Linked DNA regions of Homo sapiens: all the other regions are linked to region 6. Evidence: chromatin loops called from intact Hi-C (ENCODE). Cell type or tissue: heart right ventricle. All regions are shown on one strand. Region 1 overlaps URAD (ureidoimidazoline (2-oxo-4-hydroxy-4-carboxy-5-) decarboxylase). Region 2 has its middle 13 kb from the start of RASL11A. Region 3 holds the start of RASL11A (RAS like family 11 member A). Region 4 has its middle 32 kb from the start of USP12-DT. Region 5 has its middle 65 kb from the start of GTF3A. Region 6 has its middle 140 kb from the start of USP12-AS1.

Region 1 (5,000 bases), 1.0 Mb before region 6:
TATCTAGGAAGAGCAGAGGATGTCATAAAATCAAATGGACAGGAATGTTGGGGCCATGTGGACACTCACCCACTTCTGGGGGCCTCTCCATAGCTGAGGACTTCAGCTCCTCCACTGGGCTTGGGGGTCATCACTGGAGCTTTCTGACCCTTGACTCACAGGGACAGCCCAGTCCCAGCCTGATGAGTGAAGGGACCACAGCCTCTCAGCTGAACTCCTGCAGGGCAGGCCGGAAGGAGCAGGAGGCCCCGGAGCCCACCCTCTCAATGTCTGACAGGAAAATAGAATAGAGGAGGCAAAATGACAGCCTCACTGGAAAGTAATTTCTTTACAGGAAAAAAAAAGAGAGGCATATCCTTTGATTGTCTTAATACCCAAAGGAGTGGTGAGGCTGAGGAGGGAGCGTGTTGAGAGAGAAAGCTAGGATCGCGTGAATAATTTAGATCTATTGTTCTTGGGTTTGGCCAGTTACTTAACACACGTTTTGGGGGCTTTCTTACTCTGTGTCTGGAACTTTGATAAAAACATAACAATTTCTCCATTTTCATCTTATTGCTCACCAACACTCCCCACAATCCAGCTGGCCAGAGGTTCTAGTTCCGGGTCAGTCCAGTCAGGGCCCTGAGCATAGTGGAGTGTGGGCAGCACTGGACGTGGGCAACCCCCGCTCCCGAGGCTTGTTTTGATGCCCCCGTGACTTGATGAAACCTCTGTCTCCTGGCTAGTGTCAGAATCCCAGATCACAGAGTGAACAGGATGTTGGGACTTAATCAAAGTTTGCTGAATGAATGCATGAAATCGTTTCCAAGGTGATACTGAAAAGTGGGAATTCTGGCATTACCCCCTTCCCCACACATTTTAACTGGGTGACTCAGTGGTAGGTCAGTGGACAAAATGGCTGGAGGGAGTTTGGGCCCCCTGGACGGTTGTTGGTGTCTGCAGTAGACACGGTTCTGGGGAGGAGCTCCCTGTGGTGGAGGCTGCTTCTCGGTTCTGCACTTGTCTGGGAGCAGCTGGGAGCCTCATTGCTGTCTGGCGGCAGCTCCTCATCTTAACATCTCAGTAACAGTAGACAAGTGATGTTATCAATGGTGACAATAACAACAACAAATAGCTAAAATGTATTGAACTTTTACTACTGGTGTGTTTCAGGCACTTTTCCAAAAACTTTGCACTTGCTAACTCATTCAATCCTCTAATATCCCTATAAAATGAGGAATAGTATTATTATTGCTCCCATTCTTACCGATGGGAAAACTGAGGCACACAGAGATTAAGTAACTTGAGCAAGGACACACTACTAGAAAGTGGCAGGACTGGAATTCTAATAACCCTGAGAGTCAACCCAACAGGTTTTGAAGGCTTTTTCCAGACAATGAGAAACAAAGTCTAGAAACAGTTTTTAGGGTTTTCATTCATTTATCCACTAATGTATTTGATTAAGATAAATGCTTGATGTCCTAGACCCCATGTTTTATTGTTTAAATAATCAAATAAAATGATCTACTTCGCAGCTTGGTGACTATAGTCAATAATAATCTATTGTATATTTGGAAATTGCCAAGAAAGTAGGCTTTTTTATTTTTTATTTTAATTGAGGTAGAGGCTCACTCTGTCACCCAAGCTAGAGTGCAGTGGCACCATCTTGGCTCACTGCATCCTCACCCTCCCGGGTTCAAGCGATTCTCCTGCCTTAGCCTCCCTCGTAGCTGGGATTACAGGCACCTGCCACCATGCCCAGCTAATTTTTCTATTTTTAGTAGAGATGGGGTTTCATCATGTTGGCCATGCTTGTCTCAAATTCCTGACCTCAAGTGATCCGCCCACCTTGGCCTCCCAAAGTGCTGGGGTTACAGACATGAGCCACCTTGCCCCACCTTCAAGAGAGTAGATTTTAAATGTTCTTACTACCAAAAAATGATAAATATGTGAGGTGATAGATATATTAAAAAGCTTGACTTCATCATTTCACAATGTATACATATATGGAAAGCATCAAGGTGCACACCATAAACATGTATAATTTTTATTTGTCAAAAAATCCAATAAAATTGCTTTTGTTTGTTTGTTTTTTTGAGATGGAGTCTTGCTCTGTCATCCAGGCTGGAGTGCAGTGGCACAATCTCAGCTCACTGCAACCTCCGCCTCCCGGGTTCAAGCGATTCTCCTGCCTCAGCCTCCGGAGTAGCCGGGATTACAGGCACACACCACCATGCCCGGCTAATTTTTGTATTTTTTAACTAGAGACGGGGTTTCACCGTGTTAGCCAGGATGGTCTCAATCTCCTGACCTTGTGATCCGCCCACCTCGGCCTCCCAAACTGCTGGGATTACTGGTGTGAGCCACCGCGCCCAGCCTTAAAATGGGATTTATTACAGTCTAGCTTTACCCTTTGAATAGTAAGAAGCAAACTGGGTGAAATAGATTATTTGAATCTAAAAAGAAGGTACCTTAGAGAGACGTTCAAGTTACAGTGGTCTACCTAGTCATGTATTTGTTTTGGTGACTGAAGAAAAACCTCCACCATTAACAGAAAACAAAACTGGGTTTCTAGACTAAGGGCGAGTCCATTTAGGTTCTGCTATGATGATTATTGGCCAGTAGGTGGCAGTCCAGGATTAATATTGAGCTCTAGTGCTATTGGGCAAAGTACCTTCTCCAGCCAATCAGTTCCCACAGATTAAAGATGAGGCAAAGGTTTTCTAGGAAAGAGAACGGACAATTAGTAAAGGGAAGAAAGTTGAAACTCACATGCACTAACTGAAGAAATTCAGGACGGATTTGTGTTATGAAATTAAAGAGCAATACAACTTTCATAAGAGTTAATTAACTGTGCATTTCCGCTGGCTATGGTGAATCACACCTGTAATCCCAGCACTTTGGGAGTCTGAGGTGGGAGGATCGCTTGAGCCCAGAAGGTTGAGGCTGCAGTGAGCCATGATTGCACCACTGCACACCAGCCTGGATGACAGAGCGAGAACCCTGTCACAAAAAAAACAAAGTGCATCTCTGTGTCTTTCAGAATTATAGTAATGCCACAATTTATTACTTTATGCTTACTAAACAACATTTTTGTTGAATGAATGGAGTTGGATACTAATAAGTTCCTTATAATACAGGCTATGAGGGTTTTGGATCAAGCTATTAAAATGTGTTTGTTTATTCAGAAAACAAAACAAAACAAAACAAAATGAAACACTCCTTACCAAAAGTGCTGTGTTGGTCAAAAAATATTCACTGAGTGCCCACTGTGCCCCAGGGATTGTTGTGGGCACTGGGAACGGGGTAGTGACCAAGACAAGTCCTTGCCTTAAATGAGCTTACATTCTAGTGAAGAGAGACAGGATTAACATTAAAAATACCATTATTTCAGGTTCTAGAAATTCCCAGAAAAAATATATGTAATATGGCAGAAAATATGTAATAAAGGTGGTCTTTCTTAGGAGGTTAATTTAAGTTTAAGACCAAAGGATGAGAAATAAGTAGCTGAAATCTAGGATGAGGCCACTCATAGAAAAGGAACCTGGCTGGGCGTGGTGGCTCATGCCTGTAATCCTAGCACTTTGGGAGGATGAGGCAGATGGATCACTTGAGGTCAGGAGTTCGAGACCAGCCTGGCCAACACGGTGAAACCCGGTCTCTACTAAAAATAGAAAATTAGCTGGGCATGGTAGCACGCACCAGTAATCCTAGCTACTCGGGAGGCTGAGGCAGGAGAATCACTTGAACCCGGAAGACGGAGGTTGCAGTGAGCCGAGATCGCACCACTGCACTCCAGCCTGGGTGACAGGATGGGACTCTGTCTCAAAAACAAAAACAAAAAAAAAGCAAAGGAACCTGAGACCAGGATGAACTCGACATTTTTGGGGCACAGAAAGATCAAGGTAGTTGGAAAATAGTAAGGAGTAGAGGGATGTGAGGAAGAGGCAGCAAGGGCCTGATCATGTAAAGCTGCTTAGGTCTAATAAGGAACTTGCTTCTCCATGTGCAATGGGTCACTGGGGTTTATGCTTTAGGATGGTGATGTGGGGGCTATGTCAGATGCAGGGGGCCAGGTCGAGGGGCCACTGCAGTAGTAAGAGTAAGAGTTGAGGTTGCTTGGACTGTGGTTGGCGCAGTAGAGATGGAGAGATGCGAATGGATTCTCAGAATAGGGCTTACAGTTAGAGTCAACAGGATTTTTTTAAATGGATTTGATGACAGAAGGCAGATCAGAAACAGAGCTGAATGGTCACTCCTAAGTTTTCAGTCTGAGCCACTGGGTGGGTGGTGGTACCATTTTCCGAGTTGAGGAAGACTTAGAGTTGAGAAGACAGGATGGAGGAAGGAGCTTGCTGAGTCTAAGATACCCAAAAATCATCCAGATGAAAATGCTGACTGCTCAGTTGCATCAAAACAGAGGAGCTTGGTGAAACACTGAGGGCTAAAGTATATCTTGCTGTCATCAAAGAATGGATGGCATTTCAAACCCTACGACTGGCTGAGGGCACTTAGTAAGTACATTGGTGTAAACAACAAAGGGATGAGATGTGGGTACTGAGTCCTGTGGTACTAGTGCTAGTGACCTATCTGGCAGAGCAAGATGAAAGTAGGCAAAGGATGTCTCTGAAGGTAAGTGGTAGTCATTTTTTTTGAGACAGAGTCTTGCTCTGTCACCCAAGTTGGAGTGCAGTGGCGCAATCTCAGCTCACTGTAACCTCCGCCTCCCGGGTTCAAGTAATTCTCCTGCCTTGAGTAGCTGGGATTATAGGCGCGTGCCACTATGCCCAGCTAATTTTTGTATTTTTAGTAGAGACGAGGTTTCACCACGTTGGTCAGGCTGGTCTCGAACTCCTGACCTGGTGATCCACCCGCCTCGGCCTCCCAAAGTGCTGGGATTACAGGCATGAGTCACTGTGCCCGGCCGTTTATAGTCATTTTTTAAGGAGAGAGGGCCAACCAGGTGACATGGTCTGGAGAGGTTGAGAAAGAAGAGGTCAGGCATTGGTCTTTGGGCTCAG
Region 2 (5,000 bases), 300 kb before region 6:
TACCATGTCCGGCTAATTTTTTGTATTTTTAGTAGAGATGGGGTTTCACCGTGTTAGCCAGAATGGCCTCGATCTCCTGACCTCGTGATCCGCCTGCCTTGGCCTCCCAAAGTGCTGGGATTACAGGCGTGAGCCACCATGCCCAGCTATTTATTTATTTATTTTTGAGATGGATTCTCACAATGTCGCCCAGGCTGGAGTGCAGTGGCGGGATCTCAGCTCACTGCAACCTCCACCTCCTGGGTTCAAGTGATACTCCTGCCTCAGCCTCCCCAGTAGCTGGGATTACAGGCATCTGCCACCACGCCTGGCTAATTTTTGTATTTTTAGTAGAGACAGGTTTTTTGCCATGTTGGCCAGGCTTGTCTCAAATTCCTGACCTCAGGTGATCCACCCACCTCAGCCTCCCAAAGTGCTGGGATTACAGGCATGAGCCACTGTGCCCAGCCTTCAGGGTACTTTTGAGATGGCCACAGTTTCCTCTTCTCTCTAACACATTCTGCTGTATTGGCTGCCCCTGGGGCTTCCACTGCCTCTTTCCTGTCTTGGAAGGACATCAATGCTCTTCACAATCTGGACGCAGACTTGCCTTCCCTCCCACTGAGTCTCTCTTATATGTGTCCGCACCAAACCAAAGGACCTGCACCTTGGAGAATGCCCAGTCACATCAGTACCTGGTACTCTGAGCACAGGCCACTGTCTCTGGCTGGAAGCTCCCCGCCTACCCGACCCCTGACATGTTCCTCAATTTGGGAGCCACATTCAGTGCCTCCTTCTCTCAGATGCTCACTTTAACCCCTCCTGTCAGAAAGACTGGAGCCCCCTTGTGGACCACCCACTCTGCTCCCAGGGCACATTGCTCTTCCTTTCTTGGGCTTCTTTGTGGGTCAGCCTTGTATTCCGTGATTTGAGCATCAATCTTAGCTTCTTTACTAAAGTTCAAGCTCCCTTGGGGCAATGTTTATTTACAGATCCAGCAGAAAGGCTGGCTTGTGGTTTATGACAGCGTCTTGTTAAAGCAGTAGCAAAGAAGGCCAGGCACGGTGGCTTACGTCCGTAATCGCAGCACTTTGGGAGGCCGAGGCGAGTGGATCACCTGAGGTCAGGAGTTCGAGACCAGCCTGGCCAACATGGTGAAACCCCGTCTCTACTGAAAATACAAAAATTAGCCAGGTGTGGTGGCAGGTGCCTGTAATCCCAGCTATTCAGGAGGCTGAGGCAGGAGAATCACTTGAATCTGGGAGACAAAGGTTGCAGTGAGCCTGGGCAACAGAGCGAGACTCTGTAACAAAAAAAAAAAAAAAAAGCAGTACCAAAGAATGCAAGATTGGCAGGCAACGTCACAGGCCTTGGGTCTCAGCTCTGCGGCTCCCTAATTGTATGACCTGGGGAAAGTCTGTCAGCTGCCATGTGCCTCAATTTGCATATCTGTAACATCAGGATGATAAATACATACCTCACAGGTCTGTTGTAGGATAAAATGAGTTAATCCAGAAATAAAACTCTTCAGAACAGTGTCTGACACATGTCAAGTGCTCAGTAGGTTTTGGGTATTATTATTCTTGGGCCCCAGCTGGAATTGCTGTGTCAGGATCTCTCTCTTATTTTTTTTTTTTGAAACGGAGTTTCGCTCTCATCACCCAGGCTAGAGTGCAATGGTGCGATCTAGGCTCACTGCAACCTCTGCCTCCTGGGTTCAAGTGATTCTGCACCCTCAGCCTCCCGCGTAGCTGGGATTACAGGCATGTGCCACCACGCTCTGCTCTGCTAATTTTTGTATTTTTAGTAGAGATGGGTTTCCCCATGTTGGCCAGGCTGGTCTCGAACTCCTGACCTCAGGTTATCTGCCTGCCTCGGCCTCCCAAAGTGCTGGGATTACAGGCGTGAGCCACTGCACCCAGCCTGTGTCAGGATCTCTGACAGTGCATTTAGACAAGTGTGATTCTACTACATGCTAGATTCTGTGGAGCATTAATGTAACCTCAACCTTTCATTTTATAAATGAAGAATTTAAGGGCCAGGTAGGCGAAATAACTTACCCAAGTTCCAAAAGGACTTGCATAATCCACTATCTAGTCTACCTTTCACAGGTTTGAACAGCTCCAGCAGCACCAATCAAGTTTGATTTTCAGATGCCTTTCCCACCCCACCCAGGGGTGCTTTGATCTCAGGGCCAGGCTAGAGGGCACCAGAGCCCATGGAACTGGCACAGAAAGGAAGCCCAGCTTTGGCCACTACACCCAACTCCTTTTACATCTCCAGATAGAGAACCAGAGCCCATGAATTACCACTTCTCTCATTTCCTCCATCCCAAGCTCCCCACATTCATAAATGAGGATGACATTGACCATCAGATGTGTTCTCCAGTCTGACCACACCCAGCTGAGGCTGGGGACCTTGCTGTGATTGGTGTGGGTGACTCAGGAGATGCTGAGACAGGCGCCCTGGAGTCTCCAGGCTTCTCGGGCCCAGAAACAGAGAAGCCACTGAGAAGACACAGGACAATGCCATTGGGGAGCAAACATCCACTTCCTTTTCTAGCCAGACTTGAAAGAAAATCACCCCTTCTCTTTTTCGTCCCATACAAACCTGCAAAAACCCAAGAAACTCTATCTTACAATATTCTCAGCTCCTTAAATAAATTGTAATTTTCGGTCAGACAAGAGCCGCCATGCTAAGGAGTGCATTTCTCTGTCACATGGTGGAAGTGAATGAAGGGATATGGTTAAGTTCAGCGCCCTTGCCTTAAAGGAAGAAAGTCTGGCTCAGGCACGGTGGCTCACGCCTATAATCCCAGCACTTTGGGAGGCTGAGGCGGGTGGATCACCTGAGGTCAGGAGTTCGAGAGCAGCCTGGCAAACATGGTGAAACCCCATCTCTACTAAAAATACAAAAAATTAGCCGGGCGTTGTGGCAGCACCTGTAATCCCAGCTACTCGGGAGGCTGAGGCAGGAGAATCTCTTGAACCCGGGAGGCAGAAGTTGCAGTGAGCCAAGATTGCACCACTGCACTCCAGCCTGGGCAACAGAGCGAGACTCTGTCTCCAAAAAACAGGAAGGGAGCCTGCTCTTGCCCTGCCCTTTCCAGCCCCCTTTCTGCTACCAGGAATGTGGACGTGGCTGAGAGCCATCGTGAGGGTGGCACCTGGGAAAGGCAGAGAGACAGAGAGGGGGTGCCAGGGCCCCCAAGAATCCCCAGAGCGGAGCATCAGTGCCCAGCTTACCTGCATGTGTGGGAGAAAGACACTTGTCTCTTATGGGAGCCATTTGGATTTCATATCAGCTAAACCACACTCTAGTCTAGAATTCAGGAATCCAGTACAGAGTCCCATTTTCTTCTGCTCTGGGCTGCCCGAGCCTGGCAGCGAGGCATGGATTTGGATTCTGAAAGAGCACTGGCTTTAGATTCAGAGAGATTCAGGCGTTAATGTGGGCTCTGACATTTACTACCTGTACCAGTTTGCTAGTGTTGCAGTAATCAAGTACCACAAACTTGGGGGCTTAAACAACAGACATTGTCTCCTGGTTCCAGAGGCCGAAGTCCAGAATCAAGGATTGGTAGGGCTGTGCGCCTTCTGGAGGAGCTAGGAAAGGATCTGCTCCCGGCCTCACTCCTGCCTTCTGTGGTTTCCTTGGCTTGTGTACACATCACCCCTTCATCTCTGCCTTAATCTTCACGTGGCATTCTCCCCCAGTCTCCTCATGTAGGCTTCCCTCTGTCTCTGTGTCCAAATCTTCCTTTTTTATAAGGACACCAGCCACATTGGATTAGGACCCACCCTAATGACCTTGTTGTAATTTAACTATCTCTGTAAAGACCCTAACTCCAAATACGGCTGTACTCCGAGGTCTTGGGGGCTGTGCATATCTATTTTGGGATAACACAACTCAATCCACCATAATAACTCTCTGCACTAACAGACTTTGGTTGTTAACACCCCAGTTAAAAATCTCAGTTTCCCCAGTAGAAGCCCCCAGCACACACCTTGGAGCTGGTCACTGCAGTTGTCATGTTTACACTTGAAAGTAGGTGCCACCTCCCATCAGCCAATCACCACTAAATATGTGTGGTGGCCTTTGCTGTTTTTTCTGGCTACTCTCGGTCTCCAGACCCCCTTTGCCTTATGATCCTGGGTGACCGGCAGGGCCCCTCTACCACAAAGATGATACAAATGCCAGATATTTAGGATCTCAGCCTCCCTTAGAGCTGCACAGCCTCCACTGTGGTCCTCCAGCTATCTCAGTCAGTGACTCTGTGAGTTACTCAACAGCCTTTTAATATAACCCCTTTTCACTAAATCAGCCAGTCTGTTCTATTGCTTGCAAGTGACAGCCTTGACAGATACCATATAATATTCAACGTCCAAATAGTTGATTAGGAGAGTGGTAGCAGCTTCCAGATGATCCATGAGGATGCATACAGTAAGACAATTGGCTTGGAAGCCACACAGTATAGTGGCTTTCGAGTCAGGAAGACTCAGATTCAAATCTCAGCTGTGCCACTTACTAGCTGAGAAACCATGAGAAAGTGAACTAGCCTCTTTGAGCCTCATTTTCCTCCTCTGTGAAATGGTGATTATAGTAAACTACTTAATAGAATTGTTGGGGGAATTCAACGAGATAATGCAGCTAAAACCCATACTGCATATGATTATTCATTTTATGTGTCAACTTGACTGAGCCATGGAGTGCCCAGATATTTTGTCAAACATTATTCTGGGTGTGTCTGTGAGGGTGTTTTTGGGTGACATTAACACCTCAATTCAGCAGGCTGAGTAAAGCAGATGGCCCTCTCTCATGTGTGTAGGCTTCTTCCAATCATTTGAAGGCCTGAATAGAACAAAAAGGTTAACCTCCCCTAAGCAAGAGGGAATTCTGCCAGCAGATGGCCTTTGGACTTGAATTATACCATCAGCTCTGGTTCTCCAGCTTGCTGAATGCAGATCTTGGAACTTGTCAGCCTCCATAATTGCATGAGTCAATTTATTATGATAAATTTC
Region 3 (5,000 bases), 290 kb before region 6:
GAATTTTCAGAAATACACATGTACTTGAAAATCAATTTTTTTATAAAAATAAACTCTGAATGTGTGATTAAAAAGCGAGAAGCCCAGTCTTTTAGCTGCACAAATGCGTATTAAAAAGGAGAGGCATCTGTCTGAGATAGTTCACCCCAGTGCAGAGGGGGCTTTGACTTTGGGAGACAGAGCCTGCTTGAAGCGTCTCTTCAGGTCCTGCATGTTGGGAGAGCGGGGCCGAGGGATGATGGAGGCTCTTCTTCTTTCCCCACTGAGGCCGTGCATCTTGCTCACTTCTTTGCAGAGATGCTGAAACACATCACAGACATCTTCGTAGTTTTCGCTAGTGGAAATTTCAAGGAACAGGCTGCCCAGCTCATTGGCTAGCTGAATACCGTCCTGTGTCTGCACCTGCCGGGCATGCAAAAGGTCCCCCTTGTTGCCCACGATGATGACAGGGGCTTTAGAGTCAGGGTGGACCTTCCGGATGTGCTGATAAAGGGGTCGGATGGACAAGTAGCTGTCATAGTCTGTGATGGAATAGACCAGCAGAAAACCCTCGGCCCACTGCACGCATTTGGACAGGGAATCGACGACCTGGGGGAGGCTGTCTTGGATCTGAGAAAACATCAAAATGAGATCCAGTCAAGGAAACCCTCAGTGGGAGATAAACTCAAAACAACATCAAGGCAACCCTTGAAGAAACACTTGAAAAAGAAATCTCTAAATACAGTTTTCAGTTTCCACCCAGCTTCTGCAGAAGCAGGCTTTTGATATGGAAAGAACAGATTCCCAGGCAAACTCCCTGCCTGAGTTACTTTATTAGCTGTTATCCCTGCATTATTTTTAAACCCCTTGCTTGTCAGGCAGTCTCTGGTGAACCATGGCTGACTGAAGAATGACCTCAAACCAGAATGGCTCAAGTTTTAGGAAACACTAACTCATAATAAACAAAACTTTGAAAATAAGCCAAGATAAATATCTATTCCCAAACTCATAAAAACATTTTTAACATGCACTTCTTAAGAATGTTACAGAAAGAAATTCCTTTCTTAGGGTTCTTCCACAAGACCTTTCCTCTGGAGAACGGAGTAGCAATTAGTAACTGGTTAATAAACAAGTTACATTCTAGACCCTCTGCCAAGGGGTTATCTGATTGCAATTACTGACTTGAGGGAACAGCCATTAACAGCAGCAGTTCAGCAGTGCTTGGGCCGGGCGCTGTGGCTCATGCCTATAATCCCACCACTTTGGGAGGCCGAGGTGGGCGGATCACTTGAGGTCAGGAGTTCGAGACCAGCCTGGCCAACATAGTGAAACCCCATCTCTACTAATAAATAAATAAATAGATAAATAGCTGGGAGTTCCGGCGGGTGCCTGTAGTCCCAGCTACTCGGGAGACTGAAGCAGGAGAATCGAGGAGAATCGCTGGAACCTAGGAGGCGGAAGTTGCAGTGAGCTGAGATCCAGCCACTGCACTCCAGCCTGGGCAAGAGTGAAACTCCGTCTCAAAAAAAGCAGAGCTTGCCAGGGGAGAAGAGTCTCTCCCATCAGAATCCTACCTCTTTTTTTGTTTTGTTTTGTTTTGTTTTAAACGTTTTTTTCTTTGTTAATGGTTCCATGGCTACCTCCGGAAGAAATGGTGAGACCTGCTTAAGTAGTGATGGCCCACCAGGGTTGCAAAGTGAAGTTAAGTCAGGTGCTTAACAAGAGGAGGCTGCTTCTAACCATGCCTCCCCCTTAGAGAGTTTCTAACACCCCAACCACTGGCCCCACCTGTGGACAGCCCATTCCTCCCTCTAAACGCACAGGTCGGTTTAGATGCCTTGCTCAGACCCCTGCGCCCAGCATGGGCGCCCTACGTGCTGTGCCCACTGGGGTGGTCTCACGGGTGGGGGTGAGCTGTTTGCCCCTGGCGGTTCTTACCTGGACGCCCCCGGGAGTATCCTGGATCTGCAGGGAGAGCTGGTCCCCCTCGACATAGACCAGCCGTGAATACAGCTTGCCTGGAGAATGAAGTAGAGTTTGCTTTTTAATTCTCAAACTCCCATCCGTAAAAAGAAACACGCAAGCATAAAAGCAGGGAGCGTGAAAGTATTCTCACCTGTATTCGGTTCATAGTCTCCAATGAATCTCTTGGTCAGGAAGCGCACGATCATTGCTGAAAAGGAAATAGGAAAATCAACCGAAGGAGTAGAACAAGCCTGTCAAACCCAGGCACCTCGGACAAACTGGGGGGAGTGAAGGGTGCAGAACCGTGGGCACTGCTCGCTTCCAGAGGCTCCGCAAAGCCGTGGTGCCGCGGGCTTGGCCGCGAGTACGACTGGCGGGACACCTCTCCCGCACCCCATCCCCGAACAGGCGCCAATCCCGCCGAGATCCCAGGAGTAGATGCACCAGGAAACGCCAGGGAAGCAGGCCGGGACGGACCGGGACCCACCCAGCGCGAAAGCAGCCCGATTCTACCTGCACCCGCGCCCTCTGCTTCGGCCGAGGCGCCCTCTCTCCGCAGCGCCCCCAGTGGTCGCGGCCGGAGCCGGGGAGCGAAGCCGCCCGGGGGTCCCCGCCGCACTCACCGCTCTTGCCCACGCGGCCGGCGCCCAGCACCGCCAGTTTGATGTCCTTGGGCAGTAGGTAGTCCGAGGAGGACTCGGGGATGGGTGCGAGCAGAAAGTGCCCGGACATGCTGAGCGGCCGCATGGAGCGCGTCCCGGGGTCCGGCGCGCAATCCGAGAGGGCTGGGCCTCGCCGCACCCGGAGCCGGCTCGCCAGCTGGGAGTGCGGGACTAGAGGTCCGGGACCGCGGCGGCTGCCTGCAGAACTGTCAAGGCCCGCGGCTTTTAAAGGGCTTGGTGCGCCCGGGAGCGCGGCGGCCGTCCCAGCTCCTCCTCGTCTCCGCCCCTTCCCGGAGCGGCCGGGAGGGGCGGGAGCAGAGGCCGCGGAGCTGACTATCGCCGAGGCTGTGCGCTTCGCCGGGCTGCTAGCTGCTCGCGGCTCCAGGCGCTCTGCGGCAGGACTGCGGCTCCGGGGCTCAGACCCTGGAGATACGGCCACCGTCCAGAGCGCGCGAGTGGCCTCTAGTCAGGCATTCTGCGAGTCTCCTCGCCCCGCAGCAGCCAGCCGGAGTCACTAGACCTGTGGGTGAACTTGAGATAGGAGTTACGAGTTGACGAGAGAAGAAGAAAAAGTGCAATCAGTTGGATGTTTCTGCAACAATGGGACAGATTGCTGTAAAACGCTGCCCTTTTTATTTTTAAAAGGTGCTAAGGGGCTGGGCGCGGTGGCTTACGCCTGTAATCCCAGCACTTTGGGAGGCCCAGGTGGGCAAGATCATCTGCGGTCAGGAGTTCAAGACCAGCCTGGCCAACATGGCGAAACGCTGTCTCTACTAAAAATACAAAAATTAGCGGGGCGTGGTGGTGGGCGCCTGTAATCCCAACTACTCGGGAGGCTGAGGCAGCAGAATCGCTTGAACTAGGGAGGCGGAGGTTGCAGTGAGCCGAGATGGCACCACTGCACTCCAGCCTGGACCACAAGAGCGAAACTCCGTCTCAAAAAAAAAAAAAAAAGAAAGAAAAGAAAAGATGCTAAGGGGTAACATTAATATGGGAAAAGGGCGGGGGGCGGGGGGCAAGAGCTCTGAATTAGTATCAGTGGAGGCAACTGCAGTCACTGTGACCTTGCTAGGGATAGATGAAGTCCCCTTAGGGGCAGTGATGGTTAGCATCTCAGTATCCATGCCCAGCCCCTCCTCTGCAGGCAGGGGTTGCACTGGCTCATTCCTGAACACTCATGAGCACTCCACTGGCTGGGGGCCCTGGCCCTGCACTAAGTGTCCATCATTAATACTATCCTATGTGCTTGAGTCATGCATTTGCTTCAGTATCCAAATATTTACTTCTAGGTGCATGGTGGGGTCTAGGGTGGGGTGGGGGGCAGTGTGAGGAACAGGACACAGAGCTATAGACTGGTTCTTGGATTTCTGGAGCCCACCAGAAATAGCACAGCAGAAGCCTCAGGACTTTAACCTTGAACAGTTAGAAGACCTTCATGCCTCTGACCTCCTGTGTTCCAGCCTCACTTGCCTAATCGCCTATTAGACAGCCCCACCCTAATTCATACCTTTCTCTACCCTGGTTGTACCAGTTTTTGCTGCATGACAAGCCACACCAAACTAGATGGCTTAGAACAACAATCACTTACAGTTGTTGAGCCCTTTGATGCATCTGCAGGGAGCTTCCAGGTTCTGGAAGTGGGGGCTGGCTGCCCTTGGATAGCCTTACTCATGTCTGGCAGCTGTTGGCTGTGATGAGGGAGGGTAGTGACTGAGTTACATGTCTCTTCTCATTCAGCACGTTGGCCAGGGCCTGCCTTCATGGTAGCTGAGCAGAGTTCCAAGAGAGTGGGTGGAAATGGATAAGGCCTCTTGAGACCTAGGCCTTGAGAAGGAACCCATCCCTTCTGCTGCATTCTGTTGGCCAAAGCAAGTCATGGGGCCAGCCCATATTCAAGGAGTAGGGAAATACACTCCGCCCCTTTGTGGAAACAGCAGAAAAGTCACGTGTGAAAGGGCAAGGAAGCAGAGAGTGATGGAGAATGGGGTCCATTTTTGTAATTGACCATGCTAATGAATGTGTCTCCATCCACCCAGTGGCCCAAGCCTGGGAGACATCCTTGACTCTACCCACTCTCTCACTTCCACATTGATTAATCGCCAAGTTCCATCATTTCTCCTCCTATATTTCTTGGTGTCTCCCTCTGTATCCCTACTGCTCTCATTTCTTTTTTTTTTTTTTTTTTTGAGACGGAGTCTCGCTCTGTCGCCCAGGCTGGAGTGCAGTGGCGCAATCTCGGCTCACTGCAAGCTCCGCCTCCCGGGTTCACGCCATTCTCCTGCCTCAGCCTCCCAAGTAGCTGGGACTACAGGCGCCCGCCACTACGCCCGGCTAATTTTTTGTATTTTTAGTAGAGACGGGGTTTCACCGTTTTAGCCGGGATGGTCTCGATCT
Region 4 (5,000 bases), 220 kb before region 6:
ATCCTACAACAACTTTTGCACATGTGCATAAAAGAAATTCATAAAGGCATTCATAGCAAGATTGAAACTTTGTATTCTACCTTCTTTTCTGAAAGCATTGGATACAAAGGTCTACGTCTCTGGCCCACTGCTGAAGTCACCTAGAATTTTAATTATATGGATAATTATTTGGCAGAGTGCTTAAGGAGAAATAAAAAAGGGTTTCAAAAAACTACTGATTTTTTTTTTTAAGAGAAATCTTGCTCTGTCACCCAGGCTAGAGTGCAGTGGCACGATCTTGGCTCACTGCAACCTCCACTTTCCGGGTTCAAGTGATTTTCCTGCCTCAGCCTCCTGAGTAGCTGGGATTACAGGTGTCTGCCACCACGCCTGGCTAATTTTTGTATCTTTAGTAGAGACGGGGTTTCACCATGTTGGCCAGGCTAGTCTTGAACTCCTGACCTCAAGTGATCCTCCCACCTTGGCCTCCCAAAGGCGAGAGCCACCGCACCTGGCCTCATTCCTTTTTTATTCTGGGTAATTTTAACATATCATCTGACTGACAAGCTACTGCTAATAAAATATAAACTGAAAATAGATTTTTTTCTTCCTTGTCTAGACTATTTAATTTTGTTCTTCTTTGCTATTGTCTAGTTCTAGAAAAAGCGCTTAGTGTGAAATTTGTGGGAAAGATGCTGTTCAGAGTTTAATTTCATTATGTAGTTAACCAATGAAAATCCAGCGGAAAAAAAAGGTAAACATTTTTAGGAGATGGTAAAAACTATTTAAAAAATGGAAAGTTCATAGACATAATTTTTCTGAAATAGAACATTCAGTCAATAGAGTTGAAAACTGAATAAATGAATACATGATTGAATGGTTGATTCAAATGCATCATTAATTAATTGGAAATAATTGACTGTGTCACTTGGTCCTAAAAATATTCCTCTAAGAAATCATTAGCATTATCTGGAAAACTTTAAAAAGTGATACCCAAAGCCCAGTTTAATTGAATCAGAATCTCTGGAGGAAGGGCTTAGCCATTATTATTATTATTTTTTTTTTTTCTGAGATGGAGTTTCACTCTTGTTGCCCAGGCTTGAGTGCAATGGTGCGATCTCAGTTCACTGCAACCTCCACCTCCCAGGTTTAAGTGATTCTTCTGCCTCAGCCTCCCGAGTAGCTGGGGTTACAGGCGCATGCCACCGTACCTGGCTAATTTTTGTATTTGTTGTAGAGATGAGGTTTCACCATGTTGTTGCACAGGCTGGTCTCGAACTCCTGAGCTCAAGTGATCCGCCTGCCTCTGCCTCCCAAAGGGCAGAGATTACAGGCATGAGCCACTGCACATGGCCCTTTTAGACCTCTTTTAATCTTTGGGTTTCTTCAAAACCATTTGCTTCCCTTGCAATTTATTTTTGGGATAAACCAGTTGATACTGTAGGGCTTCCCACAGTTTAGATTTTGCTGATTATAACTTTATGGTGTTATTTAACATGTTCCTTTGTCCCCTCTATTCCGCATAGATTGTTCGTCTGGTAAGGATATAATAAACTTATTAAATGTTAGCCCATTGTGTCATTCCTCCTTAGTAGGGGTTAAGAATTATGCTGCCTTCAGGAAGGGGTCTGCATGTTGAGGTTGCCCAGGTCTGAGTGCAACTAGGATATACAATGGGAGTTGAGATCATCATTGTGGGGCAGGATAGTGTAGAAAATGGCAGGGAAGCTGCTCTTTGCCTCACCTCCTCACAGCCTCTGTTCTTGACATCTGCCTCTCTCTTAGAGTGGTGTGGAACATGTCTCTTCTCTGAACTCCCTCTCCTTTAGTCCTGTCACACTGAAGACATTGCTGGAGGCATTTCTGCCACCTGGGTGAATCAAAGAACCAACTAATTTGTGAGGATGTGTAGAGGAGGCATTCCTAACTTTCCACTTATCTGTTAAGACCCAGTTGAAATCTTTCATCTTGGAGCGGGGGACAGTGATCCTGTTCCCCCGTGCCCACCCCCATCTGGAAGCACAGCTGATCACTTTCTCCTTGGTAGAACAGCATGCCTCACATATACCCCTGTTATGCATTTTGTTACATGTCATTTGAATTATGTATCTCTCTACGTAATTGTTTCAACTATAAGATGCACAAATTCCTTGAGGTTGAGAACCAGGTCTTCTTTATTTTTTTAACCCCAGGGCCATGCACAGGCCCTGGTTGTATCTGGCACGTTCCTGGCAGGAAGCAGATGATGCCTTCAAACTGGGTAATCAAGGGCAGTTTAACAATATTATAGGCCATGTGCATTGCTTACGCCTGTAATCCCGGCACTTTCGGAGGCTGAGGCAGGAGGATCACTTGAGCCCAGGAGTTCCAGGCTGCAGTGAGCTGTGATCATGCCACTGCACTCCAGCCTGGGTGACAGAGTGAGACCTTGTCTCAAAAAAAAGAAAAACAGAAAACCCCAAAGGTACTATTACAAAAGTGTAGGCAGGGTTCTGTGAAAGTAACAGGGAATGGTGTGGTATACCCAAGTTAATAACGGAATGGTGGAGGGGCAAATGGAGAGAATGGTCACCAAAACCCAGGGAAAAGCTTTTAGTAGAGGACACAGTCAATCCGTAGTGACCCAGCAAGGGAGGAATTGGAAATAGTGACCTCAACTTCGTTTTTCTCCATCCTTTGATCTCCTGCCCATGTTTTCTATTGGCTGAATCTAACCAGAATGCAGAGGGCAAGAGAGCCCATTGCTGCGGTCCATACAGGTCTGCCTCCCTGGTCTGAAGACAGCTAGATGGGGCAAATGGAAGTTATCCAGTATGGGATCCCCTCAAGCATTCACCCTTATCCTTTTGCCAGGTGAAATACTTATGTTCCCAGCAGAGGGCACCCACAAAATTCCTATTAACTGCTGTACCATTGCATGATGACTTCAATTCAGTCATAGTCTAACCTCGAGTCTAAAATGGTAGCCATTGCCAGTGCCCATCATTGAAGGTATGAAGGAGGGGGAGATTCAAGGAGACTGGAGTGAGGGGGCAATTAAAATAATTACAATGAAATGTAACTCTGACTGAGCACATTTCTGGAACAAGTCATGGAGGCCACGCTGATAATCATAGCTTCCTTCTTCCACCACCCATTACCTCCTTCGGGCTGAGTGGGGTTTGTTACTTGGCAGGGTGATCCATACCTTCATCTGTGATCTGAGTCCTCGGTGAACCTGCCTCTCTGGGTTGCACCACTTTCCACCGACTGCTAGAATAAGAGATGCCTCAGTGAATCTCTTGGATGAGTCTCTCCTGTCGGGTAGCTGCAAAGGAATTTCCTTCTAGTCAATGGAGACAGCCAATACAGTGACTGCTTTCTCTGCCTTTTGGTTTAGCAGCATGAGGAGGCTCAGATGGCTTAGGGTCACACTCAGTTTCAACTTCCAATTGGATGTTACTTTGTGTTCCTTGATGGAAGTATTTCTTCTAGGTCAGCCACTGAGCCCAAGGTCAAACAAAAAGCAAGAATTCTTTCCATGGTGAATTAGTGTAATAGTGCGAAGAACCACTCCTGCCTCCACCCCTCGGTTCCCAGGCTGATGCAATCTGATTACGGGGGAGGTGGCATCCTGGGCTGCTGCTGGTTTGAGGCAGTTACTGCATCTTATAGGAAAGCACCCCACCCTGCCAGGCATTGCCCCTCAGCTGTCACTGTGTCTGTGTCTTCAGCAGGCCATTCCACCATCCAATTAATCCATTTATTTATTTATTTATTTAGATGGCGTCTCACTCTGTCACCCAGGCTGGAGTGCAGTGGCTCGATCTTGTTTCACTGCAACCTCTGTCTCCCAGGTTCAAGCGATTCTTCTGCCTCAGCCTCTCAGGTAGCTGGGACTACAGGTGCATGCCACCATGCCTAGCTAATTTTTGTATTTTTAGTAGAGATGGGGTTTCACCATATTGGCCAGGCTGGTCTCAAACTCCTGACCTTGTGATCTGCCCGCCTCGGCCTCCCAAAGTGCTGGGATTACAGGCATGAGCCACCGCGCCTGGCCCAATTAATCCATATTTTTCTAGGGAATGAATCGTGATAAAACCAGTGAATTCCATGGTTATGAGCCCGCTGTCACATTGCCACCTCTGAAAAGTGTATCCCTTGCAGGGAGATGTTTGAGTTTTGACACCATTTGGGATAGACAAGACATTCTTTAAGTCCATGAACTTTGGTGCTGGCAGACATACTGGGGACAGGAAAGGCAAATCCATACTTGGAGCAAATATTTGTCTCTGTGAGGCTAATTCTGCCTCCTACCTGATGAAAGGGATCCAAAGTTATCTACCTGCAATCAGATGTCTTTGCTGGGTCTCTTTAAGGAACGGTGCCATTTTAGGGTCTTAGTGTTGATCTGCTGTGGCCGATTGGACATTGAGTTCTGGCAGAGGCCAGATCAGTCTTGGTGAGAGTGTGCTACTGAGCCCATGCATAGCGTCCATCCCTGCCATATGTGTGCTTTGTTCATGGGCCAATTAAGCAAGTACGTGGGAAGTGAGGGAAAGAGACTGATAGATATCCACAGATTGGATCATCTTGACCACATGATTATTGTTAGAAACAGAATTGTGGCCCCCAAATTCATATAGTGAAGCCCTAATTCCCCCATGTGACTGTATTTGGAGACAGGAGATAATTGAGATCATAAGGGTTGAGGCCTAATCTCATAGGATCGCTGTCCTTATAAGAAGTGGAAGAAACATCAGAGAGCTCTCCCTCTCCACACACACAGAGGAAAGGCCACATGGGGACAAGAGAGGGCAACTGTCTACAAATCTGGAAGAGAGACTTCAGAAGAAACCAGCACTGATGGCATCTGATCTTGGACTTCCAGCCTCTGGATCTGTAAGAAAATACATGTCTATTGTTTATGCCATCCAGGCTGTGGCACTTTGTTAGGGCAGCCCAATGACCAAAAGGATTAATGAGAGGCTCCTTCACAGTGGATGCTGTGGGGGACATTTACATGGTATAAAAACATCCTC
Region 5 (5,000 bases), 370 kb before region 6:
TCTGGACTCTGAGAGCCAACGGAAAAAGGGGTCACAAACCACACGCACGTCCCCCAAAAGAAAACAAAACCGGCTAACCAGGCTCATTAAAAGGTGAAGCCCCAGAGCCAGGAAGTAGCTGATTACCTTCAGGTCGTTGAGTAGCAGGATGTGAAGGACCCCAGAGAGCGCATTGGCTCCAGCTTTGTTTGGGGACTAGCTTCGCGGCCACTCCTAGGCGCGCCTGCGGCCAGCGGGTCATGCCTTGGGGCCTGGCGCCATCTGCTGGCCATCGCTGTTCCTAACCCACTGCCCTCCCTACTCCTCACTTAGTTTCCTGTGAGACCTGTATGCAACAACAGGGAGACAGGGAGGCTTGTATCCGCGGCTCACCTACCTGCCTTTGGGCTCTTTTAGTCTCCAAAGCAGCGAAGATTTCCTAAGAAGTGCCCATACTGAAACGCCCTTCCTCTAGGGTCGCTTGAGCCCAGGAGATCGAGGTTGATCGAGGTTGCAGGAAGCTATGATCGGGCCACTGCACTCCAGCCTGGGTAACATAGCAAGACCCCTTCTCTACACACACACACACACACACACACACACACACACACACACACACACACACACACACGACAGAGGCCGGACGAGATGGCTCACACCTGTAATCCCAGCACTTTGAGAGGCCGAGGAGGGCGGATCACTTGAGGTCGGGAGTTCAAGACCAGCCTGGCCAACACGGTGAAACCCTGTCTCTACTAGAAATACAAAAATTAGTTGGGCGTGGTGGCGGGTGCCTGTAGTCCCAGAAGCTCAGGCAGGAGAATCACTTGAACCCAGAGGCGGAGGTTGCAGTGAGCCGAGTTCGCACCACTGCACTCCAGCCTGGGTGATAGAGCGAGACTCCCTCTCAAAAAAAAAAAAACTGAATTTCAGAAATAAATAAATAAAAATAATAAATAAAACATGCTTCCTCTCCTCAGCCCGCACCTGGGTTATGGGGGCAGGGTGCGAGCACACAAACACACACACAACTTCATAGTGGAGGGAACCGACCAGCAATGGCTGACTAACTTGGAAAAGGTAATTGGAGAAGGATATGAATCTCTTCCCAAAACAATCTAAACCCAGCCTCATTGGACAGCTGCTCAGTGAGCCAAATAATAAAGTCAGTGAGCACCTCGAAAACATGCCAATCTATATGTTCAACCATCTCACTGCTTCCTGCAAAATAACGGCTTAAAGGGGGACACAGGCATCTTTGTCATTCCTCTCATTCCCTGGTCCCTGGTCCAGCACACGATGGGATGGGCAGCTGTGCTGGCAGAGGAACCCAGTTCTTCTTCTTCTTTTTTTTTTTTTTTTTTTTTTGACACGGTCTCAGTCGCCCAGGCTGGAGTGCAGTAGCATGATTTCGGCTCACTGCAACTTCCGTCTCCTGGGTTCAAGCGATTCTCCTGCCTCAGTCTCCCAAGTAGCTGGGACTACAGGTGCCCGTCACCAAGTCCAGATAATTTTCGTATTTTTAGTACAGATGGGGTTTCACTCTGTTGCCCAGTCTGGTCTCGAACTCCTGACCTCCGGTGATCCACCCGCCTCAGCTTCCCAAAGTGCTGGGGTTATAGGAGTGAGCCACTGCGCCTGGCCGGAACCCAGTTCTTAAAGATGGAATTAGTTGATTCATTCAACAAATAAGTACTGAGTGCCTCCGAGGTGCAGGCACTATTTGTTGCCAAGAAAGCAGAGAACAAACATGGAATGTTAATGATGCATGCATGGTAGCTGGGAGAGGCAGATGAGAAATAAGGAGACGAGAAATCAGCTACACTGATGAGTGTAGCTGTTACAAGGGAGATGAAATGTCTGGTGATGATTTTATAGTTGAGAGGGCCCAGTGAAAAGGGATCCCTTAGAGTGGCTCTGAATGACTCTGAAAAGCCAGCTTGGGTGCAGAGTGAGCATTCCAAGGAGGACCCCTGAGGCAAGAACAAGGTTAGGTTTGAATGGGACACCCTGCTGTGTGTCTGCAGGAAGAGGAGGAAAGACATGAGTTGAGCATCTTACCTGTGCAGGTATCATTCTAGAACATGAGGTATTTTTTATGAGAGAAACTGGCACTTCCATACAATAGGAGGGAGTACCAGATGTGTAAGTAAGTAACTGAAATGCAATTTCAAAACAGTATCTTCCCCTGCAGAAAAGAATGTTTTCCCAAGATGAAAATCTCATTAGGACAAGAATGAACATTATGTTTCCAGTGTTTTATGATAGAGAAAGTAAATTATTATGATTATTTTTATTTATTTATTTATTTACTTATTTATTTTGAGACGGGGTCTCTGTTGCCTAGGCTGGAGTGCAGTGGTGAGATCTTGGCTCACTGCAACCTCCGCCTCTTAGGTTTGCTTCAGTGATTCTCCTGCCCCAACCTCCCGAGTAGCTGGGATTACATGTGTGTGCCACCACGCCTGGCTAATTTTTGTATTTTTAGTAGAGAGAGGGTTTCACCATGTTGGCCAGGCTGGTATCCAACTCCTGGCCTCAAGTGATCCACCTGCCTCAGCCTTCCAAAGTGCTGGGATTACAGGCGTGAGCCACCGTGGCCGGCCAATTTTTATCATTATTATTTTCAGAGACAGAGTCTCACTCTGCCAGGCTGCCACTCATTCCCAGGCTGGAGTGCAGTGGCATGATCACAGCTCACTGCAGCCTCAATCTCCTGGGCTCAAGCGATCCTCCAGCCTCCAGAGCAGCCAGGACCACAGGTGTGCACCACCATGCCCAGCAGATTTTTAAAAATTGTTTTGTAGGGATGGGAGTTTTGCAACGTTGCCCAGGCTGGTCTCCAACTCCTGGGCTCAAGCAATCCTCCTACCTCAGCTTCTGAAAGTGCTGGGATTACAGGCATGAGCCACCATTCCAGACCTAGAAAATAAGTTAGATATTCCATTCAGTTTTTAAATTATGGACAAATTTTTGTTTATAAGAAGACAGTGATAGTGTGGGCTACAGCAAGACAGACACCCGTGCGGGTGATGCCACGAGGTGGAGCTGTAGTCTCAAAAAAGCAGAGCCTGGCCCTAAACCGGCAGAAGTGGAGCCTGGAGTTTCTGTCTTTCTTCTCTTTCCCTAGAGGGAAGGGTCATTTTTAAACATCTCCCTCTTACACATTACCCAAGGCCTGACTTTACCTTTTCTTTTCAAGAGCATGAGTTATTTTAACCCCCTCCCATTGTCCTATGTTCCACTGTCTCCTCCAGCCCAAAGGCCCCTCAGTCACTTGGAGCCTCCCCAAGGGAACGAGGTAGCAGAAGGAATGGAAAGCTTGTCAAATCAGACTTTCTAGTTCCCATCAGAAGAAAGGCTTGCAGGAATGTGCTTGCTGGAAGTGGGGGTTAAAGAGGGGTGATGATTGCGTACAAACTCCAGAATAGAAGAAGAGTTACCTGTAATAATAATGTAGGAGTCGGAGTGAAGAAGTAAGAAACAACCAACATTTGAGCACTTAACAACTTGCCCAGCACAATGCCAAATGCTCTGCTCAACTCCATATCTTAATTTCGTAATTCCACAAGGTAGGTGCTGTTATTGGCCCCAACAGAGATAAGAAGTCTGAGGCTCAAAGAGGTTATGTCATTGGAAGTAAGGGATTTGAATCCAGACACCCTGACTCCAGAGCCCAAGAAATTATTATGTGTGAAAAACCCCAAATTGGGCTTTCCAGATGGGCACAAGTCAATTCAGGCTATTCAATTAGCTATGCACTCCTAGCAAGAGGTGGAAGGTAACGTCCAAAACAAAAGACACCTGTGGTTCCACCCCCAGCCCCACTCACTGTAGCATTCATCTGCTGAGCTACCTGGATTGCTTGGATGCATCTCCACATTTCCTCCTTCCTTTCCTTCCTTCCTTCATTCTTCTCTCTCTTTCTTTTTGTTTTGTTTGTTTGTTTGTTTTTTGAGACGGAGTCTCACTCTGTCGCCCAAGCTGGAGTGCAGTGGCGTGATCTCGGCTCGCTGCAAGCTCCGCCTTCCGGGTTCACGCTATTCTCCTGCCTCAGCCTCCTGAGTAGCTGGGATTACAGGTGCCCGCCACCACGCCCGGCTAATTTTTTGTATTTTTATTAGAGATGGGGTTTCATCGTGTTAGCCAGGATGGTCTCAATCTCCTGACCTCGTGATCCGCCCACCTCAGCCTCCCAAAGTGCTGGATTACAGGCATGAGCCACTGCACCGGGCCCATCTTCTCTATTTCTTCTTTCCTTTCCCTTCCTTTCCTTTTCTTTTCTTTCCTTTCCTTTCCTTTCCTTTCCTTTTTCCTTTCCCTTCCCTTCCCTTCCCTTCCCTTCCCTTCCCCTCCCCTCCCCTCCCTTCCCTTCCCTTCCCTTCCTTCCCTGTCCTGTCCTTTCCCTTCCCTCCCCTCCCCTCCCTCCCTCCCTCCCTCCTTCCTTCCTTCCTTCCTCCCTTCTTTCCCTTCCTCCCTCCCTCCCTCCTTCCTTCCTTCTTTCTTTCTTTTCCTTCCTTCCTTGCTTTTTACAAAGCCTCACTCTGTTACCCAGGCCAGTTTCAAACTCCTGGCCTCAGGTGATCCTCCTGCCTCAGCCACCCAAAGTGCTGGGATTACAGGCATAAGCCACCATGCCCAGCCTGCATTGCATTTCTAATGCTGCATTGAAACTCTTGGTTTACATGTATATCTCCCCTATTTACTCAGAGGTTAGTATTGGCAGGAACTTTTTTACTATTTTTGTATCCCAGCTGCTATAATATCCCCAGATATTAAATAGGTATATCTCACCTAATTAATATGACATTTAAAATTTTAATTTTATTACAGAAAATTTCGAACATACATAAAGTTTTTAAGTTTGATAAACCCACAAATATGCGTCACTCAGTTTCAATCATTAGCACTTTTTCATGTTGCATATTTTTAAGTGCAAAAAGAAAAAGAACAATCATCTATTGAATGTTTACTGGATGTTACTCTGTTCTCAGCCTTTTACTGCCCACAGCCTTGAAGGA
Region 6 (5,000 bases):
CTTTGGGTCTCAGCCAGAGGGTTTTTTCCATTTTGTGTGATAACTCAATGAGCCCAGCATGCACCTCACCCGAGGGTATGCATGGGAATATCGTCGCATCTCTTTAAGTGCTTTGGGCTAGTAGGTGCTTAATACATGAGCATTGACTTGAACTACATTGAAGTTGTAATAGGAGCCAAGATTTTTACTGGCAGAAGTTAAGAGCAGCTAGAACCCAAAGGCCATCAGAAATGGGGCCAAAGAGGCAGTGACCCTGATATCTGATGAGCAGTTGGGAGGAGCAGAGAGGATCAGGGTCAGAGACCTGACAAGGTCCCAAGAGGACAGAAGATCAAAACTTTCTTTGGGAGTAAGGCAAAGAAAGCCTAATTTGTTGAATTAGTGAAAGTGGGTTCAGCTCAATATTTAATCTGTATCAGAAATTTGTGTTTCCATTAACAGTTGCTCTAGTGGCAACCACAGTTCATGAGCTCAGGACCAAGAGCAGAGGCTGAGATGTTTTAATAAGGTTTGATGTTGGTTAAAAATTTTAATAAGGTTTTTAATAATGTTTGATGTTGGTTAAAAAATCACGAGTGGATTGTGTTTTGCACTGTTCTAAGTTATTTACCAATAGTAGCTGTTTCATCATCATTAACAGTAGCAGCATTGTCGTCCCATTTTGCAGATGAAAAAACAGATCTACAGTGAGGCTGGGTGACTTGCCCAAGGCCACACAGCTTGAAGTGACAGAACCGGGCAGGGAGCCCATAATTCTGGCTTTGGAGTCTCTGCTCGTTACTGCAGTACTTTGCTCAGAGAGACAGCCTATCTCTGGAATCTGTGTTTCCCTGGTCATAGCAGCGGGTAATGAAGTGTGAACTTGCTGCCTTAGAGGTCTCAACAGCCCCACCGAGAACTAGTCTCTAACTCCAAACTTATTTCAAGGACCAGGCGGGACGCATAGGGAGAGACAATGAAGGCCGGTTCTCCTAGACTTATCCTGCAGCATATGGTAGGTGCTGAATGAGCTGCACGGGTAAAGCTGCTGCCCTCTGGGTCCGGTTTCATGGCCTGGGCATCAGTATCATGAGTTCTTAGAAAGCTGAGGATGAGCTGTGTCCCTGGACTTGTTAGGGACATCCACGGGTTTGCTAAGTGTATTTGCTCTGAAGAGGCAAAGTGTGAAGGAAGAGAGGAAAAGGGGTTGGAAGCGGGAGGTGGACTGAGTACAGACATGTGAGATTTGAAGAGGAAAAGAGGAAAGGATCTTCCTTATAAATATTTCAGCCTTGAGCTGAGATCTTAACTGACATATCTGAGATCTGAATATTTAATTTGATCAGCGTTTTGGTTGAATAACATCCTTTTTCTTAATCCTCTCTGGGAATCCTTGAGATGGAACCAGTGTACAATCAATTAAGAAGTGGATGACTGCTTTTCACGGCCATGCCAAGAGTGAGTCCACACATCCAGGCTCTTGGGCAAGTTATACGTGGGGACTTGCCCCTCCAGGATGCAGTCTGCTTTTTGCAGTTGGTGCACTTTCAAACCACACGGGCTCTTCATTGAAAACATAGACAGGTCCATGATCTTCATTGAAAATATATGGTGCTGGGTGAGGGGCTTAGGCCACCAACCATCACTGACCCCTGTGTCTTATGCCTTGCTAGACAATTCCTGCTGCCATCACCTTAGTTACTAGACAGACTCAATGTGCTGTAACTGTGAGCAAATTGAACCTCTTTAAGCCTCAGGTTTTTAATCTGTAAAATGGGAATAATTGTAATACCTGCCTCTTGGAGTTGTGAAAATTAAGAGAGAATGCACACCACACTTCTCCCAGGGCCAGGCACAAGGACATGCTCAGTATGTGGTCTCTAGCAATGATGACAGCAAAAGAAATACAGATCACATGATCCTGGTCCTCGCTGTGCAAGGAGCCGGGGAAAATGGAGAAAAAAAACCTAAAACGCTTTGGTGTCTCAACTGCCCATTTAGCAGTTAATTGTGTACTGTCAGATTTTGAGTGGTATCCCCTACATGTTAGCTTGCTGGTACATGTGGAAGACAACAGAAGCAGCAGGTATTTGTTGAAATTCTTCTATGTGCCAAGCACAGTCATCCATGCAGGAGACCTATATGCAGACATCCATTCAGGAGTCTGTAAGGTTTGGTCTTGGTGCTCAAGGAAATTATAGATGAATAGGGAATTCATAGCTAGAAGGCAGAGACCGTGAATCAGGGGCACTTTGTACTTTCCAACACCAAGCCACAGACCTGAGTATAGAGCCTCAATAAATATTTTCTGATAATACAGTGAAGACAATGCCTCTGTGAGTTTGGGTATCTCTCATTGCCAAAAGCCTCAAAAGTGGCCAGGCATGGTGGCTCATGCCTGTAATCCCAGCATTTTGGGAGGCCGAGGTGGGCGGATCACCTGAGGTCAGGAGTTCGAGACCAGCCCGGCCAACATAGCGAAACCCTGTCTCTACTAAAAATACAAAAATTAGCTGTGCATGGTGGCGGATGCCTATAATCCCAGCTACTTGGAAGGCTGGGGCAGGAGAATCGCTTGAACCCGGGAGGCGGAGGTTGCAGTGAGCCAAGACTGTACCACTGCACTCCAGCCTGGGTGACAGAGCAAGACTCTGTCTTAAAAAAAAAAAGAAAAATTTTTTTAAAAATTAAAAAGTCTCAAACGCATCACATCCCAAGCTATGCAATTTTTCTAACTTAGCAGAAAGAAGTATCTATATTGAAATAAATAACTGGAAATCAGAAAATAAGCCTGTCTTTCTTGAGTTCTATTATCTATCTAAGTATAGCCAGGAGTTAAGAGAGAAAAAGAAAAAAGTTGAGAAAAAGAGCTGTGATTCCTACAGGACTTTTTGCTCATTAGACTGTTGGAGTAACAGCAGAGATTTGCCTAATTTGACAATGCTGCCACACCTTCTCTGAGTCCCACGTTTCTTATTGAATTTTGGCTCAGAGAGGCTGTTCATCAGCTGGGCGGTGGTGCTCACAGAGAATAGGTTGTCTTAGCCTGACATCTACTGGCCAGACTGGTAGCTACATGTTCGTTACATGTTTTCTAACTTGCACACCCACAGTGCCCACAATTGTTTTTAATACTAGAAGTTGCGATTCTCCCCTGACCGTACCACTCTACTCTTATGTCTAAGCATTCCCTTCCTTAGCTTCTGACAACTAGGAAGACTCACCCTCTCCTCTCTTCTCCTTACTTACCACTGTCCTTCCTTTTCAGCCTGTGAAACATCTTTTCAGTTGGGTGCAGTGGCTCACGCCTGTAATTCCAGCATTTTGGGAGGCTGAGGTGGGTGGGTCACTTGAGCTCAGGAATTCAAGACCAGCCTGGGCAATGTGGCAAAACCCATCACTATGAAAAATACAAAAAAAAATTAGCTGGGTGTAGTGGCATACACCTGTACTCCCAGCTACTGGAGGATGGCTTCAGCCTGGGAGTGGAGGCTGCAGTGAGCTGAGATTGAGTCACTGGATTCCAGCCTGGGTGACAGAGCCAGACTCTATCTCAAAAAAAAAAATATATATGGCTGGGCATATGGTTCATGCCTGTAATCCCAGCACTTTGGGAGGCCGAGGTGGGAGGATTGCTTGGGTCCAGGAGTTTGTGACCAGCCTGGGCAATATAGGGAGAACTTATCTCTACAGATAAATGAATAAATAAATGTTTAAAAAAAATACATCTTTTCACTTTTTGTTTTTGCACTTTATTATCTCTTGAACTCATTTCCTAGCCAAAGTCCAATGGTGGCATTTCTCCATGCTGGTTACCAGCCCAGAACAGAGCATAGTCTTGACACCATCTAAGGCCCGAATACAATATTTCCATCAGACTCTAGAGCCAATTTGGTTTCTTGCCATTGATGAAACCCCTTCAGGGAGGGCATTTCCAAAAAGGCTTCCAGGAGCCTGTGGCAATGTCTCACATTCCTGGAGGGGTGGCCAAGCCTTATTTTAAACGGGATCCTCACCAGAGCCTTTGGGTAGTGGGAGGAACCGTCAGTGCGTAGGGAGGGTGGGCATACTGATTTTCTCCAGAGCAACATGGATGAGTGGAACCAACATTCCCATCTTTAGCAAATCACAGAGTGAGGGCAAGTTCACATGCTGATTTGAATGGAGAAGGAGTTGGGGGAACAGGACAAGAAGACTGAGGCCACACGAGGACCAGCCCTCACCATTAAAACACGTCAGCCGTCAAGGAAGAGAATAAGTCATAGCTTCACACACCATTATGGATGACTGTCGCAGACAAAGTGCAGTGGGAAAGGCGAGACGCATAAGAGTAACTGGTGTGTGATTCCATTCGTATAAAGTTCAAAACCAGGCAGCACAAACCCATGGAGGTAGGAGTCAGAATGGTGCTACGTCTTCCAGTCAAGTGGCAGGATGTGGTTGACTGGGCACAGGGAGAGAGCATAACGGGGCCCCTAGGGGACTGGAAATGCCTTTATTGTGACCCGGTTGCTGGTCACACTGATGTGTGCAGATAGTAACATTCTCTTAAGGTTTATGCACTTTATTATGTATAAATTACACCAAAAATTAAAAAAAGAAAAAACCAAAACCCAAAGTTATCATCCTCACCAAAAAGCATCACTGCCTGACCATTTGCTGGGAGCACGGGGCAAAGTGACCGGCACACCCTGGAAGCTGAACTCTATTAGAAGGCCAGTTGGGCTGATCCCATATGCATGAGGGCTGGGCTCAAGTTTGGGTGAATGGGAGGTGGGGAGGGGGAGAGTTATCAAGAGATCTCATTCTAGTCCTTTATTTTTAAATCAATTATAATTTTTTTTCTCACAGTCATCACTTTTTAAATGACAATAATCTCCGCATCAGCCAGCATGTGGCTGCCTTCCAGTTCCAGGGTTTTCTACCTTGATGGCAGTCAAGTTCCCCAGAGGGGCCTCACTTTCAGGAAGCACCTTGACCCTCATTAGCAGCAGGAGGGGGCGAGAAAGCTCTGCTCAGAA

What was found. Hi-C counts contacts between places; a loop is a spot of excess contacts. Peaks named below come from ENCODE experiments on the same cell type or tissue, not always from the same donor. Only the 100,000 strongest peaks of a DNase experiment are listed, where the experiment ranks them.
Region 1: a loop joins it to region 6, with 3 times the contacts of the local background. A loop is called at or near these places in 33 of 110 quality-filtered maps.
Region 2: a loop joins it to region 6, with 8 times the contacts of the local background. A loop is called at or near these places in 82 of 110 quality-filtered maps.
Region 3: it touches region 6 in a loop (3-fold over the local background); 84 of 110 quality-filtered maps call a loop at or near these places.
Region 4: it touches region 6 in a loop (9-fold over the local background); 36 of 110 quality-filtered maps call a loop at or near these places.
Region 5: it touches region 6 in a loop (18-fold over the local background); 107 of 110 quality-filtered maps call a loop at or near these places.

The regions. Positions count from the first base shown.
Region 1 is chr13:27,982,054-27,987,053 of GRCh38, reverse strand. All of the region lies in intron 1 of URAD (ureidoimidazoline (2-oxo-4-hydroxy-4-carboxy-5-) decarboxylase), which reads left to right. All of the region lies in intron 2 of LOC105370132 (a long non-coding RNA gene), which reads right to left. Among named protein-coding and RNA genes, the nearest start is that of URAD, 4.1 kb to the left of the region's middle. In heart right ventricle, CTCF peaks have their summits at 2,398 and 2,603 (motif pointing right); a DNase peak (open chromatin) is centred at 2,606; H3K27me3 peaks cover 4,689 bases.
Region 2 is chr13:27,281,508-27,286,507 of GRCh38, reverse strand. No RefSeq gene overlaps it. Among named protein-coding and RNA genes, the nearest start is that of RASL11A, 13 kb to the right of the region's middle. In heart right ventricle, a CTCF peak has its summit at 2,184; a DNase peak (open chromatin) is centred at 2,197.
Region 3 is chr13:27,268,636-27,273,635 of GRCh38, reverse strand. RASL11A (RAS like family 11 member A) reads right to left here and starts at 2,806. Exons shown (of 4, transcript NM_206827.2): 1 at 2,568-2,806; 2 at 2,096-2,152; 3 at 1,918-1,997; 4 at 1-609. The coding sequence starts at 2,691. The coding sequence ends at 142. RefSeq lists silencers at 2,406-2,635, 2,676-2,895 and an enhancer at 2,844-3,344. In heart right ventricle, CTCF peaks have their summits at 2,340 and 2,545; DNase peaks (open chromatin) are centred at 2,525 and 2,895; H3K4me3 peaks cover 3,225 bases; H3K27ac peaks cover 3,138 bases.
Region 4 is chr13:27,201,947-27,206,946 of GRCh38, reverse strand. No RefSeq gene overlaps it. Among named protein-coding and RNA genes, the nearest start is that of USP12-DT, 32 kb to the right of the region's middle. In heart right ventricle, a CTCF peak has its summit at 2,878 (motif pointing right); no DNase peak of the experiment used is centred here.
Region 5 is chr13:27,357,416-27,362,415 of GRCh38, reverse strand. No RefSeq gene overlaps it. Among named protein-coding and RNA genes, the nearest start is that of GTF3A, 65 kb to the left of the region's middle. RefSeq lists an enhancer at 1-62. In heart right ventricle, CTCF peaks have their summits at 56, 265 (motif pointing left) and 3,002 (motif pointing right); DNase peaks (open chromatin) are centred at 255 and 3,015; H3K4me3 peaks cover 394 bases.
Region 6 is chr13:26,983,507-26,988,506 of GRCh38, reverse strand. No RefSeq gene overlaps it. Among named protein-coding and RNA genes, the nearest start is that of USP12-AS1, 140 kb to the left of the region's middle. In heart right ventricle, CTCF peaks have their summits at 2,839 and 3,039 (motif pointing left); a DNase peak (open chromatin) is centred at 3,026; H3K4me3 peaks cover 78 bases; H3K27ac peaks cover 1,569 bases.